Regions from separate parts of the Mus musculus genome. Here region 2 is linked to region 1. A link is a loop called in an ENCODE intact Hi-C map of the cell type or tissue named here. Cell type or tissue: gastrocnemius. All regions are shown on one strand. Each heading gives the region's core, and the rest is flanking DNA. Links, peaks and the distances in the headings are about the cores only. Region 1 holds the start of Slc22a23 (solute carrier family 22, member 23). Region 2 overlaps Slc22a23 (solute carrier family 22, member 23).

Region 1 (5,372 bases), core at 221-5,220:
TGTATTTCAAGTGAGCATGGCCCCATAAATACGGGGCAAGGAAAAGGCCAGACATCTGCTATGTTAGGAGTATTCCCAAACACAGTTTAAAAACATGTTCAGTCCTTCCATTTTGAAATGCTGGCAGTGATGTGTTTTTTTTTTTTTTTTTGGAAACTTTACATATAGTCTGTGAGCTGCAAAGCCAACAGACAACTTCCTATCCAGAGCAATCCACTAACCACAATAGCTCACAAGTCATGGGATTGTCAAGTTCAACTGAATTCTTAAGTTGGCTCAGCTGAACACTTGCTTGAGAGATTAAACAAATATGAAAAGCTTGCTTAATGACTTAAGAGTCAAGGTAAAGCCTTTGTAGATCTTAACAGAGGACATCATCAGATGATCACAGCTGGGTGTACTCAGTCACTCCGCAAGGACACACTGAGAATCTCACATGTGCAGATATTGTTATCACTTCCGGGAACACTGCTGAGCAAGGGAACTACTAGGTGCTTACATTCTGGAGGTGGAAGGTAAAGCCAGTATGTAAGTAAGTAAGTCAAACAACGGCTAACAGCAAAGGCCATCCAAAAAATACGGGGTGGGGTTGTTGCTAGTTGAAAACAACCAACTTCTGTATACTAGCTGGGGGGGGGGGGGGCGGGGGGAGGCTTTAAACACTCACCTTGGAGGCCGCCATCCACTCTGGAATATCAATTTTGCTTTACTTCATTGTTCTAGGGCTCATCCTGAGGTCACCTGTGGTGCGTTTTAATAAATAGAGGGCCAGTTTATTCTAAATTAGTTACATTTTAATCGTCTTGACTAGATTTGGGAGAAATGTTGATCCAAGAGGGACTTAAGGAAGCCCCTAATCTAATCAGTAACTTAATTACAGCGCCTGGGTTGAGGCTGCTGCTGCTGCTGCTGGTGAATTCCAAACATTTGGTGTTGGTTTCATTCGGCTTTAGCTTTAGAGAGCACCATTTTTCAGCATGTCTCCAAAATCTCAGAATGTACCATTTGGGGATTGTTGCTAGACTTTGGAATAAGAATAAAGAGCTTTAAAATGAAGGTCCTTCTAGGCCAGGGCTGTACCCACCTTAAAAGCATACAAATAGCCTTTCCTTAAGAAGGCAAACAGACTTCATTTTATAGCCCCTACTTTTTGTAGGGTTCTAAGCTTTGTTTTATTGTAAATATGTAACGTATACAGGATGCTTTGGTATTTATGTATGTAGCAAAGTGATTACTCGTCAAATAGTATCTGTCACTCCTTTTAAACAAACACTGTTGTAAACTCTTCTGTGGTTGGTAATCTGTTCCTACATGTTGAAATGAAAGAACCCTCGAGGTTAGATGACTAGGGATCTAAAACCAGTGGTTTGTCAAGCATCTAACGCTCACTTCATCTCAGCCCTGGAGGAAAGAATTGAATGACTGTGGATCTGAAAGCAACCCCCTCCAAAGTTCCCCATGATTCTTCTCCCAATTAGATGAGCCATTGCTAAGATCAATGGCTGTGTTTTGCAGTGACTTACAAAGTTTCAGCTAGGTTCCTAGTGAGCAGCTGAGCAAAGGAGTCAGACCCAGACACGGAGCAGGCTTCCTTTGAAAGAACCAACACGGAAGGGGAATGAGAGAAAGCCTGGCTTGTTACATTTCAGTCAGATAAGAAAATGTAGGTTGTGTGCAGAGGGTGGAGTCAGTAATAAATATCTAACATTCATTCATTGAATGCTGACTCTGTTCTGTTGGGGTGTGGGGTGAGCGCGTCCCAAGGATTAGCTCTTCAAGTGATGAGGGGAAGAAAAGTTAAACTAACCAATAAAGTGAAATTAGGAGAAGAAGGTGGAGGAAGAGGGTAGAGGGGGAAGGGGAGGGGGAGGAAGAGAAGGAGGAAGAGAAGATCACATGTATTGGCAGGTTGCACTGTCACTCCTGATTTTGAAAATAATACTTTATTAGATTATAATCATTATACTGCATGATGGGTTTCATAATGACATTCTCACTCAAGTATGTCATTAAATGTGCTTAAATTTCCAGACTGGGTTTCCCAGACCTTTAGTGTCTTCTGCAGCCTGTGTCTCTTCCGTCTATTGTTATCTAATCTCCCCTTCCCAGCCACTCAGGAAAATTCACAGTTGGGTTCCCCAAAGTCCAGCTCTCTGGCAGTCTTCAGAAATAGTTCTCTCCACGTGTCAGAATTTCAGCAGTAAGTACATGTTGACTGGAACATTGAGCTGCATGCTTAAAAAAAAAAAGTCTCCCACTAAATTATACAACATGCAGCTGAGAAAATAACGGAGATGCTTAAAGAACGCATTCCATACATGTACTCGCAGGATATGCTTTTGGGAAAAGAACGCGAGCTTCCTTCCCCTGTGCTAAATAAGACTAGAGATAGATTGCTCCATTTAAGATTTCCATTAATTCCATTAATAAACTTCTCAGAATATGAAATGTCTCGAGAATGTAGTGAGGCTAAGATGAAAGCCGCATAATTCTCACTGGTGTCAGGCCTGGCACGCAGGAGAAGATATGCTAATGCGGCCGTTTGCCGCAGGGCTGGTGTTATTTATATAGTGCTAGCTGGGCAAGGCTGGCTCTGGAGTCTGGAGTGCCAAGAGCATTTGGATCTCCTGTGAGGTGTAGATGTGTGCGCGCCTGTGCGCAGAGCATAGGAATTGTGATTCCGAGACCTTGGGGAGGGGGTGGGGCAGGCCGCCCTCATTCACGTTTGTATCGAGTGTGTGGCTTCTGTTGAAGGTCTAGCCTTCTAGAGTTGTGTTTATTTGACATTCATTCTGGAGCACAGAAAGAAATGGCGATTTGGGGCGGGTGCTGCAGTAGGTCGTGTGTGACCCAGCGTTGTAAGGGGCTGTCATCCTAAAATTGGCAAACATGCCTCCTTGCCCCAGCTCCGTGACCATAAAAAGCTGCCTTATTTGAGTCTGGAAGAAGAACAGAAGGTTGTTCTGGAAGACAGGCAACCCTTGGGCTCAAGACCAGGAGTGGGGTGCCAGCCGCCAGGCACCTCGGAAACGAACAGAGGTCACGGAGAGCCGGTGTGCCCGGGGCGAGGTCCCTTGCGGCTGTGGGACTTGAGACTGGCAGACGACACTGTCCTCTCACTCCCAGCCAGTGCAGACTCCTTGGTGACCCCCGTCCCCCGCGCCCAGAGACCACCAGGGATCTTGCAGCGGCCCGGGTGTCCCTCTCCCCGCCCCTGCGTCTGTCCGGGCGGTGGCGACACGGCCCGGCTGGAGGGGGCGCTCGTGCGCAGGAGCGGCGCAGCAGGTGCCGCGGTTACCTCCACCTCGGCGGGGGGAGAGGGGGCGGGCCGGGGCGGGAGGCGGAGGCCGGCTCGGTGAGCCGAGAGCGCGGCCGGCTCCGCAGGCTGGCTGCGAGCTTGCGGCTTCCGGGAGCGCCCGAAGTCCGTGGAGGATCTCCCAACCCGCGGCCGCCGGCGGCCCCAGCACAACGCGCACCGGTGCCCGCAGGGCCCCGAGTCGCGACAAGGGCGCGGGTCCGGCTCCTCCTCCTCCCCGGCCGGCGCGCATCAGCGGAGAGCCTCGTAGCTAGGCGGGCGCCCGGGCCGCGGCGCGGATGAGCCGCGGCGGCTGAGGACTCGAACGGTTTCTGCCCGGCGCCCAGGGCACGGGGGTGCGCGGGTGACATGGGGGTGGCCTGACTCGCCGGGCCCGGAGCACTCTCTCCGGCCGCGGGCCCTCCTCCTCGGCGGCGGCGCTGTGCCCGGGCGCCCGCCGAGCTCCGCCGCGCTCTATGCGCCTCTGCGGGAGCCGCGGGCCCTGGCCATGGCGATAGACCGGCGGCGTGAGGCGGCGGGTAGTGGTGCCGGGCGGCAGCCGGCCCCGGCGGAGGAGAACGGCTCCCTGCCGCCCGGGGACGCGGCGGCCTCGGCGCCCCTCGGAGGGCGCGCGGGCTCCGGCAGCAGCGCGGAGATCCAGCCACTGCCTGCGCTGCACCCCAGCGGCGGCCCGCACTCGAGCTGCTGCGCGGCGACAGCCGCCCCGAGCCTCCTGTTGCTGGACTACGATGGCTCCGTGCTGCCCTTCCTCGGGGGCCTGGGCGGCGGCTACCAGAAGACCCTGGTGGTGCTCACCTGGATCCCGGCACTGTTCATTGGCTTCAGCCAGTTCTCGGACTCCTTCCTTCTGGACCAGCCCGATTTCTGGTGCCGCGGGGCCGGCAAAGGCACCGAGCTGGCGGGTGCCACTGTCACCGGCCGATGGGGTGACATGGGCAATTGGACCAGCCCCTCGGCCACCCCCTTCTCCACTGCCTCCTGGGGGACCACGAGCAACCGAAGCAACAGCAGCGACACACCACCCCTCCCATCCCCTCCAGGCAAGGGGAACAACGACTCAAATTGCGACTGCCACGCGTGGGACTACGGCATCCGCACTGGTCTCATCCAAAACGTGGTCAGCAAGGTAAGGGCCACGACCGCCGCGTCCCCGCGTTCTTCTTGTGAACCTTTTTCTTCTGACCTCGGTCGCCTCTGCTCTGTGCTCCATCTCTCATTCTCTGCAGACTTAGGTCCAAACCTACCCAGTTGAGGAACCCAAAATGTTAGCCTGTGTACGCACAACCCCGCATTGACTGGGCTCCCGGCTGTCCCTCAAAGGAGATGCTCTTACTTGGATGTGAAGCCAAGGCTTTTTTGCCGCCCTCTGCGGTGCCCGTGACGCTGCATCCGCTTCAAAGAGACCGACTTAGCCTTTTCTAATATCCACACAAACTCCTGTCCCAGTGCACATATGGAAAGGGCTCCCCTCCCCCGAAAGGTTCAAATCCTCTCCTCTATCTAGCTAAGGTGTCAGACTCACTGATGGCTCAGCAGGGGCCCTGGAAGACTCAATCCCTCTTCTAGGGCTTCTCCTTGGAGCCAGGACATAGCCATGTTCTTTCTGCAGGCTGCCTGTCCCTGTGTCTCCCACTAAGAACTAACTATCCAAGAGAAATAGTGTTCTACTCTCAGATATTCTTTCTAGCAGATGTCAGCCTCCCCACACGTGCCTTGAACAGATTAAAGCCAATTGAATCCAAGTTATAGACAAAGAAGCAGAGCCCTTTAAAAAGTTCCCTGGCCAACCCACCCCCACCCCAACCATGAGTTGTCCTTCCCAGAGATCTGACTGTAGACTTTAATGTGTTCCCTCAAATACTTTCTCAGGACTTCAGTAAATAGTCCCATAGCATAGGAAGGTGGGAAGTTTGCAGGGTGTCATCGCTGCTCCTGTACAGCACCTGCTCTGGTCTCAGGCATTGAGACCTGGTGAACTGGTCCCAGTTCGCACTTTGTCCTCCCTGTCCCTTGCAAAGGTCTTGCATTCTGTGTGGTACAGCAGGAGTGTTCTGAG
Region 2 (5,372 bases), core at 90-5,089, 96 kb after region 1:
ATCCCTAATATACTTGTGGGTCTGATCATGGTGCAGAGGTCACTGCTGTGGAGGCACATACTAAGTGCAGTGGGGATGGGTGGAGAATCTTTTGCTCCTCCAACCTATATCATATAAGGTCACATGCATCAGAAGAGAGGAAAGGCCCAAGAACCCTCAGTCTCTCATGTATGTCTCCTGTTAATTTGTCACTGAGATCTGGAAGAGATTCTTTGCCTGCCTGGTACTCTTGACTGCTCCAAGGTGAATAGGTCATGTTAGGTGGTTCGTATGGAAGCCCACATGTGCCTGTGACCTCGGAGTTCCTCTGAGCCTTCCATGTGTCTTCTGATATTGACCATGTTAACTTTAAAGTCTTTAAAGACTATCTGTGATTGTCACCAAAATTCCCCCAAGTCTACCCAGAAGGTTTACCCGAGAGGTAAGGTGACCTAGCACCTCTTAGCTTTAGGCTCATGTCAGGGAGTTCCACCACCTGACCACAGAAAAGTCCTTCCCCAGTATCTTCTTAGAGAAAAGCAAAGTTGCATGCTAGAAAGAGATTGGGAACAATCAGTGCCTTGGATTTGGAAGGTGACGTTGCATGTGGCTTCTTCCATGTCATATGACTTGGGGCCAGATCTGGGGTCTTGAGAAACCTGTGGAAGGAAGGGTCTGCCTCTAGTGAGAAAGAGCTGTCTCCTTTTTGATAACCGTACCTCTGAGGGTTAGAAATGACAGAAGCACATTTGAGTGGCAGAGCAAGGGACAGTGGAATAACTTTGGCAAGAGGAAGAGGAGGTCAGCACTTTATGGACTTGGTGATTTGTGAGCAAACATTTCAGAACACTTATTTTATTTTCCATTAAATGTTCTCCTGGTGCAGGTATGATCTAGGAAATGCCCATAAACCCTGAACCAGAGCTGCTTGCAGCTGCAAAGCCTAGCACCAGGGTTTCACAGTCTGTGGAGTGTGTTAGATCCAGTGATTTGAGAAGACAGACTGCAGTCTCTGTCTGTCTGTCTTTCTGTCTGCCTGCCTCTCTCTCTCTCCAAATATTGGGGGGGGGGGAATTTAGGTTTGGGAAGTAGGTAAAGATCCCAGTGCTGTCTTCCATAGCCATTTACTGTCTGCTCTTCAAAATCTCCAGGAATGGCCAGGCAGTGATGACACACGACTTTAATCTCAGCACTTGGGAGGCAGAGGCAGGTGGATCTCTGAATTTGAAGTCAGAGTTCTACAGTGTTCTACAAAGCAAGTTCCAGGGCAGCCAGAGCTGCACAGAGAAACCCTATCAAAGAGAGACAGACAGAGAGAGAGAGAGAGAGACAGAGACAGAGACAGAGACAGAGAGAGAGAGAGAGAGATCTCCAGAAATGAAGGATTCTTTTTCTTAAATTCTGAGGCAGCCAATTGTCATGTGTAGTTTAGACTAAGTTGAGCACTAGCTAGTCTTAAACTCATGAACTGTGGTATTTGTCAATATTTGCATAGTAGTTATATTTACTTCCTACTTTTAAGTCCTTAAGACTTCCCACCTTATTCATCAGTTCTGTTGGAACATGGCTGATAGCCAGAGGGTCTGTGAATGACAGGAAGGTTCTTGGGTCTGTGAGACAGGCTCTCAGATGTAATGGAAATGTTACAGCCATCTGATCCCCTTCCAGATGTGTGCAACCCCCCCACACACACACACACATTTATGCAGATGTCATATGGAGGTATTCCCACCTGCTGCTCTAGCTGTTTCATTGTGTGTTTTTCCTTCTTGGCAAAAATCCCACACTTGGATTAAGGTCAGTTTGCAATCCCTTTTTTATTTTTGAACACCGGTAAGTCACACTAAGTCTCGGGCACTAAAGAAGTCTGGACATTTTCATAGGAGGTAAGAACATGACTTATAGACTCTCATGGTTCCGTTTCCCATGAGCCAGGTGAGTCCCAAATAACAAGTTCCTGATTGTCAGATGGGAAAATGAGAGTAAGGTGGAGATCATGAAGCTTGGAGAAATTGAACCTTTAAAGCAGGTGTCCTTAGTAAACATACCAGAGCAGCTGAGACTCAGGGTACACACACACACACACACACACACACACACTCTCTCTCACCCTCTCATTCTCTGTATATGTGTGTGTTCGTGTGCACTCCTAAACCATGTTTGTATTTATATTTATGTATTTCATGTGTGCCCTTATGTATCTGTGTGTGTGTGCAGATTCCCCAGTCAGTATCAGGACAAGAGACTTTATGTGTCTTCTAGAACGGTGGTTCTCTAGCTGTGGGTCACAAGCCCTTTGACAGCCCTCTATCTCCAAAAGTACATTTACATTACAGCTCTTAACAGCAGTCAAATTGCATTTATAAAGTAGCAATGAAAATAATGTTATGGTCGGGGGCCATCACCACATGAGGACCTGTATTCAAGGGTTGCACTTCTGTAGGACAAGCTCCTCTTTTCCTCACTGTTCTCTTGTGTCCTCCTGTTCTGATGTGCCTGGGATTCCTAGACTCTATAGAAGGGAGACAACAGGGTACTTCGACCTTGACTCTAATTACAGAGAGGAGCAGTTTTGCCAGTTGGGCTTCGGGCCACTATGTCCCTTGGGCATTGTTCTCTCTTGCCCTGCTTGGCTTGTCCACAGGAGGCTCTCTGGCATCCTCAAGATGCTTCTACCATCTATACTGTGTGGCCCAGGCCTTGACATCATTTCCTTCCATCCTGCTCATCTAGGGACATGCATCTCTGTCACAAATGTGTTACAACCTGCGTCTCCTGGTTATCCCCAGGGAAGCAACAAGTCTCCTTGGTGACCGTATCGGTGACAAGTAGTAGGAATGTGGCATCCGTAAGGCCCTCTGGCTTTCTTGGCATGGTGTCGGGTAGGGAGGAGACAGGGAGGAGATCCACTGTGGCTCCTGAAGTGCGCCCATCTGAGGCAGAGCCAAAAAGGGTGAAGGCTAGAGAGGTTTCCAGAGCAGCAGGGAGGGAGGAGGGCTAGGGAATGACAGAAAGGGCCTTTCATCCAGACTCTGTGCCTATACGCTGGGTTTTTGTCGGCCTAGTGCTGTGCACAGCCTGGCATTCTCTGGACACAGCCCTGGGGTGCCCAGCTCATCACCCCAGCCCCATAAAATCATGGCATGTGCCTTTCTGCCAACACTAGTGGATAACACGAGATTCCCTTTCCCCTTCCCCCCCTCTCTTCTTTTTCCACCCAAGGAGGTTAAATCACCAGGCGCTTTCTTTCCACAGTCCTCAGATTACACTGGACAAAGAGCCCCGACTAGAATGCTAATGGGGAGCTTTCTTTTCCATCAAGGGGGCCTTACAAAGGCTGGGGCTAGAGGGCCTCTCCAGCCCTCACTTTCTTTCCTGTAATTCTAGACAAATAGCATTAGCCTTTTATGAGGCCTTTGTCTGCAGGCATTCCGAGGGTACTTTTCATCTGACGCTGCTTTCTTGAATTTTAAATGGACAGTGTTCAAATCGCCCAGCCTGGCGTTACTTCTGGTAGCGAAAATGCAGGCTCCCAGCCATCAGTTGGTAAATTTAAAAAGGGATGGTTTTAGAGAACACATCTTTCTCTCCCGCCACAAATTAAATGCCTCAAAAGGAGAACAGCATTAAAAATTAAAATGCTCTTTGATGGTCCTAGATTGTTCCCCCTCTCAGTACAGACAGGGGGGTCTTCTTGCCTTCTCCCTTGCTGCCCCCATGTTCCATTTGGGCCGTCTCTGATGTGGTTTGGGGCGTCCTTTTTTCTGGGAGTCATGTCTTTTAACAAAACCACTGTTTGCGTTTCTAAAAATAACATTACTGACTTTTCTGACAGAAGTCTGAAGCACATGACAAGAACACCCCATTCTGAATCCTGTTTTACAAATTGGTCAGATGGTCCATTCCACAGCCTTTGGGGCAGGTGTTGTCACCTCTATAAAAGGCTAGAACAGAAACATTGCAGCTGTGGGGAGCCTGCTACCGCAGCTCAGTAACTCCCTTCCTTATAGCCCAGAATGACCTTAAATTCAAATCCTCCCGCCTCATCTTCTCACATGCACTGCTGTTCAGATGCAATAGCAGCCGGGACAGTCTGGAATGAAGCTAAAAGCTGTGTTCGTTCTAACAAAGCATTGTTTGTGAGGGCTAAAATCTTAATTCCATACAAGCTTCACAGCCCTTTAAAAGTGTCATGTCATTCTTAGCGCCAAGCTGGCCATGAATTGTACAAAAACAGGGCAGGGGGCAGGGGGCAGGGGTCGTTTCCTTAAGTTTCTGACCCTTCTTGACAGCAAGGTTATACAGCAGTCAGTCTACAACACATCCCAGAAGATTAAGGTTAGAGTCCACTTGATGCTTCTTGTTCGGTGTTTAAAAAACAAAAGCATTCCATGCATTGCACATAATACAGATTAAGAGTTTAATGAAGATGCACACGTGTGCCTGTGTCTCCAGTCACGATTATCATCTAGTGTCTGGAAAGAATCTTGCATCTGTGATGCTACCTCTTCCTCCGGATTGTTGAACACAGGCTTAGAAGTCTACGAAGAGTTAACACTCCCTGGTGGTGATCATCTCCATCATGTGATGGAGGAGTTAAAACCCCAGTATGGGTCCCTTCTTCAAAGGTTGTATGGGAGAGCATTAGAAGCAACAAACCTGTCCTCGTAAAGCATGCTAGAGTTCTTCCCACTTTCCCATTCAACTCATTTCTAAGTTGTTTCAAGAATTTCTCTTCTCCCCTCTCCCTTTCTATCTCCCCATACAGTGTGATATTTAAACTACTTGGTTGGTTGAATATTCAATATTCTCTGACAAACAGAAGCACAATGATATGTAGGAAGAGAGATGATGCATCCTAATATAATAAAAACAGCTTATACCAACATTGACAGGCTAACTACCAGCCAGGCTCTGAAGAGGTGCCGGGAGAGGAAAGAAAGGATATTCCTACCCTGTTTAGCACCTGCAGGGATACACTACAGATGATTCACATCAAAGAGAGAATACCCCAAATGCCAGGGGCCACAGGGCTGCCGTGTAGCTTCAGACCTGTGTTTTGATAGAAGAGTTGAGTCATTCCTTGGACTAGATTTAGACAGGAGAGGGAAATGCATTCAGGATTCCCACTAGCCAGTTCTGTGCTATTCAAGGCTTAGGGGACAAAACCCACCAGCACAGAGAACTGGGTGGGGAAAGATGACAGGTGGGAGAAGAGGCCAGAGGAAATCTTCCGTCTCCTAAGTTCTTGGGTAGAAAGCCCTGCTGTCCTTACAGCCAAGGCAGGAAACGTCATCCTTCCTTATTGACCTGCTCAGAGGAGACCTGGTGACTTTCATGTTTACCCAGGGGGAGCAGTTGTTTACTTTCCAGCGGGATAATGAGAGATTGGC

Evidence for each region. Hi-C counts contacts between places; a loop is a spot of excess contacts. Peaks named below come from ENCODE experiments on the same cell type or tissue, not always from the same donor. Only the 100,000 strongest peaks of a DNase experiment are listed, where the experiment ranks them.
Region 2: it touches region 1 in a loop (1.9-fold over the local background); 3 of 42 quality-filtered maps call a loop at or near these places.

Annotation. Positions count from the first base shown.
Region 1 is chr13:34,343,229-34,348,600 of GRCm38, reverse strand. Slc22a23 (solute carrier family 22, member 23) reads left to right here and starts at 3,383. Exons shown (of 10, transcript NM_001382849.1): 1 at 3,383-4,442. The coding sequence starts at 3,804. In gastrocnemius, for the core only: CTCF peaks have their summits at 3,248 and 3,998; DNase peaks (open chromatin) are centred at 2,696, 3,287, 4,011 and 4,748; H3K4me3 peaks cover 2,969 bases; H3K27ac peaks cover 2,908 bases.
Region 2 is chr13:34,247,008-34,252,379 of GRCm38, reverse strand. All of the region lies in intron 3 of Slc22a23 (solute carrier family 22, member 23), which reads left to right. Among named protein-coding and RNA genes, the nearest start is that of Gm52037, 52 kb to the right of the region's middle. In gastrocnemius, for the core only: no CTCF peak of the experiment used is centred there; DNase peaks (open chromatin) are centred at 2,615 and 2,857; H3K27ac peaks cover 1,376 bases.